Linked DNA regions of Mus musculus: region 2 is linked to region 1. Evidence: chromatin contacts called from ENCODE POLR2A ChIA-PET data. All regions are on one chromosome and are shown on one strand. The core of a region is the stretch at or near the end of the contact, and the rest is flanking DNA. Distances in the headings are between cores, read along the strand shown. Region 1 has its middle 7.1 kb from the start of Pecam1. Region 2 holds the start of Polg2 (polymerase (DNA directed), gamma 2, accessory subunit).

Region 1 (4,028 bases), core at 221-2,720:
GAAACCTTGAGGTGGGAGAGGAGAAGGCACCTTGAGAGGAGAGGTACGGTGAGCGGTGAGCACGTGGCCGGGAGAAACAGCAGGTATTTGGGGAGCGCCGCTAGGGAGGTAGCCAGACCAGCAGATAGAAAAGTAGACCCTTCAGTAACTGTCAAGGCCAAATAAAAGAACCATAGCCTGAGTCTCATTTGTAAGCTAGTCAGGGATAAACATAAATTGGTTGTACCGCAGTGTCACCTGTTTGTAACCCCGGGAGCTTGTGAAGCAGAGACAGGCAAATCCCAGGGGGTTCACTAGCCAGACAAGGTAGCCAAAATGGCAAGCTTAGGGTTCAGTGAGAGATCCTGTCTCAGAACATAAGGGTGGAGAAAGTCATCCCGAAGTCAAGCTCTGGTCTCCACAAGTGCCTGTGCCGATGAGTCTTCCTGTGTGCAAACACTACATGCAGTGCACAGACACACACACTAGGCAGTATACTCTCCTGAGGAACCCTATTCTGGAGAAGTGTGTGGAAAACGAAGCCATGCCACAGCTGAACTATGTTTCAGAAGCATTCTGACGAAGGAAGGAGCTGGCGATGTTGCTCAGTTAATCCTATCATGAAAGATGCTCCACGCATGCGCGAAACCCCTAGCATGCACAGCGTCCTGCGTTCCATCCAAAACATCCTGCAAACTGGCGTGGCGGTTCACCCGTGCAATCTCAGCTCTTGTGGAGTCAGGAGGAACAGACCTTTAAAATCATCGTCCTCTCCATAGTGAGTTTGAGGCCAGCCTGGTTTACGAAAGGCACTGTCTTTAGATACCTAGGGGAACAAAAGAATTGTGTTTGTTTAAGTTTAGCCTGGGACAAGTCTCTGGTAGAGTGTCACTGAGGTCTCTTTATGCTTCTGTTGAGTAGTTTATTAATGAGGGTTCTGATGGTTCAGAGATTAGATTTGAGGATGACTTAAAGCCAGAAGGGAGAAAACAGAGATAGAATCAATTGTCAAAGAAATTCATTAGGAGCCAGGCACCACCACACTGGAAGTGCAGGCGGGAGGACCAGAAGATGCTCTGTAGTAGTCAGGACTAAGGAGAACCTGTGGAGATAAATACAGCAGCAACTGACTAAACAGGCAAAGAGCTGCCAAGGCAATGTCCTTAAGCAGATGCCATTGTCTTATCTAGTACAGAGGTGAAGGTGGAGAGAAAGAGACAGAGAGAACACGTGAGTGAGAGAAGGAACCTCCCTACTTTGGGCCTCCCCTCCCCCACACCCCACACCCCCCACCCCCCACCCCGCCCAGCAGGATCTCAGTCTGTAAGCTATGACTCAGCATGGAAAGATCTACCGATGAACCGACCTCCCACAAAGCTCTGGAGGACAGGGCAGTCTCTTTCCCGGGGCCCAGCCCAGAGCCACTCCATGTCCCATGGCTTCCTCCCTACACCTCTGGCTCCAGGCCTGTCCTGGAGAAACACCCTGGCCCCTCGAAGTCTCCAGCCTCACCCAGTGCTGTCTGACTTGAGAGAGAAATGCTATTGGGAAACAGATGACTTCAGCCCTGGGAAGGTCTGGTATTTCTGTGTAAAGGTATTCCGGAGTCAGGCTTCACCCCCAAGAGGTCCTGAGGACGGCTGATGTCAACCCAGGAAGTTCAGTTATTGTTGACTTTCAAATTAGTTGGCTTTTATAAGACAGGAGCTAGGAGCCATCTGTAATCACCCGCTGGCCCTTAATTGCCCATCTATAATGTGAATTGTGGTGCTCTCTGTGGGAGGCTGAGTTGTCCTAAAAATGTGAAGCCCCTATCCCCATCCTATGGGATGCTACCCTATGTGTATCGTGTGTCAGGGTTAGTCCCTTGGGCTACCATATGGAATACCATAGAGTTATTGAAAAGAGAAATGCTGGTGTGAGGGCCCAGAGATTGGTTAAGAATATTTGTTGCGGGGCTGGAGAGATGGCTCAGCTCTTTTTTTTTTTTTTTTTTTTTTCTCGAGACAGGGTTTCTCTGTGTAGCCCTGGCTGTCCTGGAACTCACTCTGTAGACCAGGCTGGCCTTGAACTCAGAAATCTGCCAGCCTCTGCCTCCCAAGTGCTGGGACTAAAGGCTTGCGCCACCATGCCCAGCTGATGGCTCAGCTCTTAAGAGCACCAACTGCTCTTCCTGAGGTCCTGAGTTCAATTCTTAGCAACTACATGGTGGCTCATGGCCATCTGTATTGGGATCTGATGCCCTTTTCTGAAGATAGTGACAGTGTACTCATATACATAAAATAAATAAATAAATCTTAAAAAAAATATTTTCTGCTTTTGCTGGGGACCCAGCCCCCACAGGGTAGCTCACAACTCCCTGGAGTTCTAATCTGGGGAATCCAATGCCTTCTTCTGGCTTCTTTCAGGCACAAGGCACATATGTGATATGCATTCTACACAAATGCAAAACACATATATGTAGTATAAAAATATATAAATCTTTTAAAAAGAAAAGAAGAAATGTTGAATGTGCTGGTGCACTTTTGGAGGTAGGGGTAGAAAAATCAGGAGTTCAAAGATATTTTAGTTACATGACAAGTTCAAGGCCAACTTGAGATAGATGAAACACCCTCCCCCCCCCCCCCCCCCCCCCCGTCTTAAAAACAAACAAACCAACACTCGGGGGCAGATGAATTGGTGCAAAACATTAAAATAAATAAATAAATAAATAAATATTAAAAAATAAAACAAAAAACCCCACTTCTACCTCTTCCCTTATTTTTAAAATTAATTTACTTTTATTTTATGTTTATTGGTGTTTAGCCTGGATGTGTGTCTGTGTGAGGGTATTGGAGAATTACAGACCAGGTGGTGGTGGTGCATGCCTTTAGTCCCAGCACTTGGGAGGCAGAGGCAGGAGGATTTCTGAGTTCAAGGCCAATCTGGTCTACAGAGTGAGTTCTAGGACAGCCAGGGCTACACAGAGAAACACTGTCTCAACAAAACAAAACAAAAAAAGAACTTGAGTTACATACAGTTGTGAGCTGCCATGTGGGTGCTGGAAATTGAGCCCAAGTCCTCTGGAAAAAGCAGCCAGTGCTTTTAAACACTGAGCCATCTCTCTTTTTCCTTTGGCCCCCTCCTCTTCTCCCCACACCCCATCATTGCCTGGCTGCCTTCACTTGTTTAAACCCTAATTTACAGTGGTTGTTTTTTTTTTTATTGTTGAGGCAGTGCCTCCCTCTGTAGCTCAGGCTAAGTTAGACGGAACTTATGCAGCCAAGGATGGCCTTGAGCACATGAAGGCCCTCCTGAGTCCCAGTGCTGGGTTTTAAGGTGTGCACCACCACTGCCTGGCTTTTTTTTTTTTTTTAAGACTTACTTAGCTTTAAAAAAAAAAATGTGTCTGAGTGTTTGCCTGGGTATATGTATACACAGCGTGTGCTCATGGAAGTCAGAAGAGAGCACGGGATCCCCTGGAACTGAAGTGACAGACAGTTGTGAGCCTCCATGTGGGTGCTGGGAACTAAACCTGGATCCTCTGCAGGAACAAGCACACTAACTGCAGAAGCATCTCTCCAGCCCCCGTCTTTTTAAGTAAGGCGTCCCCAAGACTTATTAAGAGAAGGTGAGATAAATGCTCAAAAGTGAGAAGAGTCCCAGGCAGCCATACCCCAGGCTCCTATATTTATTCTTGTGAAAATAAGAAGAAAAATCGTGTGTGTTAAAACATATGTGTGCACGTGTGCGCGCACAGCACACACACACACACATTGTAAAAGAGCCATCCGAAGAGGAGGCCAGAAGCCATTTGGAAGCAGGATACCCACCCTCTGAAGATGAACTTTGTTCCCCTGAACCCTCTGATTGCAGGGATAATTACAGTGCAATAGATTGCAATAGATAATTACAGTGTGTCTGAGCCTTCCAAGTGTGTCTGAGCCTTCTGGGTCCAGCCGCAGAGGTAAGCAGATGCCTGCCTCTAGGCATCTTTAACCAGGTCAGATAACCTCTCTTCTTCCTCTACGTCACAGGACACCTGTTCTTCCTCAGTCTCTACAATTTCT
Region 2 (3,841 bases), core at 220-2,719, 57 kb before region 1:
AATGTCTCCACATTATTTCAGGGGATTTTAGGGGTCTTGTAGGCTAGTCACAAGGAAGACGACATAACCAAAAGCACAGTAAAGTTTTCGGGTTAGGTTCACTATGGGCTTAACAGCTAGAAGGATTGGGGGGAAAGCTTTAGATTTAAGTAGGATCACCAGCAAACAGCTTTGTTTCAGAATGGCTATAAGTAGGTCTAAATGTCTTCCCAAAAAATTGGTGTGTTTTTTGCCCAGGACAAAAGTCTTAAAGGAAGTTATTTAACTTTTTGTTTTTAAAATGGGCTTATTGTTAATGCCTTATTTATAAAATGTTAAAACAAAATAGAATGTGCTGGGGGTGGGAGCTGGGCGTGTTTTCCAGGGCTGATAACATTGAAAACTGGTTCATCCTCTAGTACTGAGTGGTTTTCAATGGCATGGCTAGTCAGATTCATGATTTTTAAGTATAGGTGTAGATTGGAGCATTTATTACATATTTTACTGTTCAATGTCTTAATGTGGACCTTTTATTTTGTAAATAATTATGGAAATGATTGTGGGGCTTGGAAAAAATTACCTTTGAAGTTTTAAAAGACAGTCCACTTTTTAGCATGTGTGTTGTGTCCAGCCTGTGGTTGTCTTAACTAATAAATGTGATTTTTCTCCCCATTCTCTTCATTTATTTATTCGCGTAGAGGCCTCTTACCTGGGTTTTTGCACCCCCGCCTTCCCCATTCCAGCTATCCTGGAATTTGATACATAGGCCAAGCTGGCCTTGAAGTCAGAGATTGTCCCTTATGCATATGTTAACATAGGAGTGAGCTACCACAACAGTCCTGCACCTTATAATCAAACTCCAGTATCAAAAACACCCCTTTGTCCTAGTCAGGTATTAACTGATTTCTACGAGAAGGGAAGTACAGAGGTTAAGAGCACTGCTCTTCCAGCAACCATACGGTGCCTCACAACCACCTGTAGTGATGGCCTCTTCTGGTGTGTCTGAAGACAGCAACTCACAAATCTTTAAAAAAAAAAAAAAAAATTCTTTTTAAGGAGGTGGTTAATAAATTCCCGAAGCCCTTTTTAAGACCTGGTCACCCTGTCTGTCCAGCCACACCCGGGAGAGAGTGGAGTGGCCATTGGTGATAATGTTTGCCAGCATTAGTATAAACTAAAAGTGCACAACACATTCCCTTGGAGACTGAACGCTAAGCCTCACATCAGTACCGTCCAGGACAACATTTTGGAAGGGGTTTTTTTCGTTTTGTTTGGCAGCTCGGAAAACCTGATGCTAACTCTATAGTAACAGGATTGTGGTAAAAGCTAAACAAGTGAATGTGAGGCAGGTGGAGTTACCAAACGGAAAATCCCAAAGGTAGTAAACAATCAGACGCTGGCGTCAGCCGCGGAGGCCGGGATACGCCCAAGGCGGCTGCTGCTCAGCAGCGGGTGACGCTCTTCCGGGGGCGTGGTCTACAGCACGTCCATTTCCGCTGTGCCTGCACCCCAGGCCCTGGTGCTGGTGTAGGTTTGAAACTGCGGCTCTGCACGGGAGGTGCTGGTGTTCCGACTCCTGAAGCGATGCGCTGCGGTGGCGGCGCCAGGGCCTGCCGCAGGGCCTGCAGGTGCTGGCTGTCCGGGTACGCGGGTCCCGCAGATGGGACGCAGCAGCCTGACGCCCCCGAGCATGCGGTGGCCCGCGAGGCGCTGGTAGACCTCTGCCGGAGGAGGCACTTTTTCAGCGGGACGCCGCAGCAGCTCAGCACGGCTGCTCTGCTGAGCGGGTGCCACGCGCGCTTTGGACCTTTGGGTGTAGAGTTACGAAAGAACCTAGCCTCACAGTGGTGGTCCTCTATGGTGGTGTTCAGGGAGCAGGTCTTCGCGGTGGACTCCCTCCACCAGGAGCCGGGCTCTTCGCAGCCGAGGGACAGTGCCTTCAGGTTAGTCTCTCCAGAAAGTATACGCGAAATCTTGCAAGACAGAGAGCCGAGTAAGGAACAGCTAGTGGCATTTCTTGAGAACTTATTAAAAACTTCTGGGAAACTACGGGCGACTCTTCTTCACGGTATGGCTCTTCGCGTTTCGTGCTTCTGAACAGATTTGGGGTGGAAAAGCAGTCTTGCACGAGTTTGGAGACAGCAACGGCCCTAGGCTTCCAGGCAAAGAAGTGACCAGGTTCCTTTTTTTTTTTTTTTTTTTTTTTTTAATAACATCAGAGTGATCCACCTTGAGGCAAAGGTCCGAGGCATCATTCCTGAAGAAATTTGTAAAGCATTCAGTTTGACGAGCAAACCTAAAACTATAGAGGTAGGACCTTATATAAATCAGTCACATGCTTTCATTGATACCAAGGCATTTTCAAAGACTTCCTCTGTTCCAGTTTTAAATACAATTATCAACTCAGGTTTTTCTTTTTTTTTTTTTTTTTTTTTTTTTTTTTGAGACAGAGTTTCCCTGTGTAGCCCTGGCTGTCCTGGAACTCACTCTATAGACCAGGCTGGCCTCGAACTCGGAAATCTGCCTGCCTCTGCCTCCCAAGTGCTAGGATTAAAGGCGTGCGCCACCACTGCCTGGCAACTCAGGTTTTTCTTGGTGTTTTTTGTTTGTTTGTTTGTTTTTGGTTTGTTGCTTTGTTTTGTTTTTTTTTTTTTTGTGGGGTTTTTTGCCAGGTAATTTTTTAGCTTGTCAGCTAGAAGATGAGATACACATCTTTAAAGTCAAATATAACAAATTCGGAAATGCTGCCTCTGCCGTTTAGCAGTATGGAGTAGCTAACAACACCTTACAAATCCAAGCTTGTGAAAATTAGTATATACTGTAACCTTAAATTTTTAAAGCAAAATAAAGCAAGCCGGTGATAAATGCAATTAGATTGTAGTATATTTTATCCTGTATTCTTGGTATTGATTGATTAAACAGTCTCACCATGTCCCCCAAACATCAGCTGTTTTTTACCTCTCAGTCTTTTAGATCAAAGTTGCAGACTGAAAATGAGATTTTGAGTTCAGTGTGGATAACATGGAAGTCAGTTCTCTCCTCCTATCGTGTGGGTCCTGGGGATAGAACTCAAGACTTCAGGCTTAGCAGCAGCTGCTTCTACCAGCTGAGATGTCTTTCCAGGTTTAAGGATTTTTTTTTTGGTTTTTCGAGACAGGGTTTCTCTTTGTAGCCCTGACTGTCCTGGAACTCACTTTGTAGGCCAGGCTGGCCTCTGCCCCACACTTGGTTTTTTTCTTTCTCTCTCTGAAGATACTGGACTGTTCTTTTGTTTCTTCTTTTGAGAACCTGATTTCTTTATCTCAAGTTTACCTTGAAATCAGTCTGTAGCCCAGGCTTGCTTCAAAGTGTCAGAGTCCTCTTGCCTCCACCCCTGAGTACCAGGATACCAAGTGCTGGGCTCAGAGTTCACTGCTGGTTTCCCTAAGTGAAATAGATTTATATGATCGGTTTGTTTCTTGGCAGGTGCCTTGGAGCACTATGTTAATTGCCTGGATCTGGTAAACAGAAAGCTACCTTTCGGTCTTGCTCAGATTGGAGTCTGTTTCCATCCTGTTTCGAACAGCAATCAGACACCCAGCAGTGTTACAAGGTACAAACTGTGACAGATAACCTGGTTTGCTACTTAAATACTCAAGTATTTCACTATTTCACTTTGTGATTCATTAACATTCTGTTTTGTTTGTTTGTTTGTTTGTTTGTTTTTACAATGATATGGAATTTTAATGAATGAATATTTTTTTTTCTCCTTTTTTTGTTTGTTTGTTTTTAAATAAAGAGTTGGTGAAAAGACGGAAGCTTCCTTGGTATGGTTTACTCCCACAAGGACTTCGAGCCAGTGGCTTGATTTCTGGTTGCGTCA

Evidence for each region. ChIA-PET counts read pairs that join two places held with the same protein, here RNA polymerase II (POLR2A).
Region 2: POLR2A ChIA-PET joins it to region 1 with 12 read pairs in embryonic stem cell. The contact joins the promoter of Polg2 here to the enhancer-like site in region 1. POLR2A ChIA-PET finds 5 or more read pairs at or near these places in 5 of 5 experiments (Patski and embryonic stem cell).

Annotation. Positions count from the first base shown.
Region 1 is chr11:106,720,398-106,724,425 of GRCm38, reverse strand. No RefSeq gene overlaps it. Among named protein-coding and RNA genes, the nearest start is that of Pecam1, 7.1 kb to the right of the region's middle. Within about 2 kb of position 1,470, at least 1 of the 3 ENCODE cell types and tissues checked has a DNase peak (open chromatin) inside an H3K27ac peak, as active enhancers do.
Region 2 is chr11:106,777,165-106,781,005 of GRCm38, reverse strand. Polg2 (polymerase (DNA directed), gamma 2, accessory subunit) reads left to right here and starts at 1,469. Exons shown (of 8, transcript NM_015810.2): 1 at 1,469-2,047; 2 at 3,445-3,571; 3 at 3,758-3,841. The coding sequence starts at 1,564. It overlaps Ddx5 (DEAD box helicase 5), which reads left to right. Exons shown (of 13, transcript NM_007840.3): 13 at 1-650.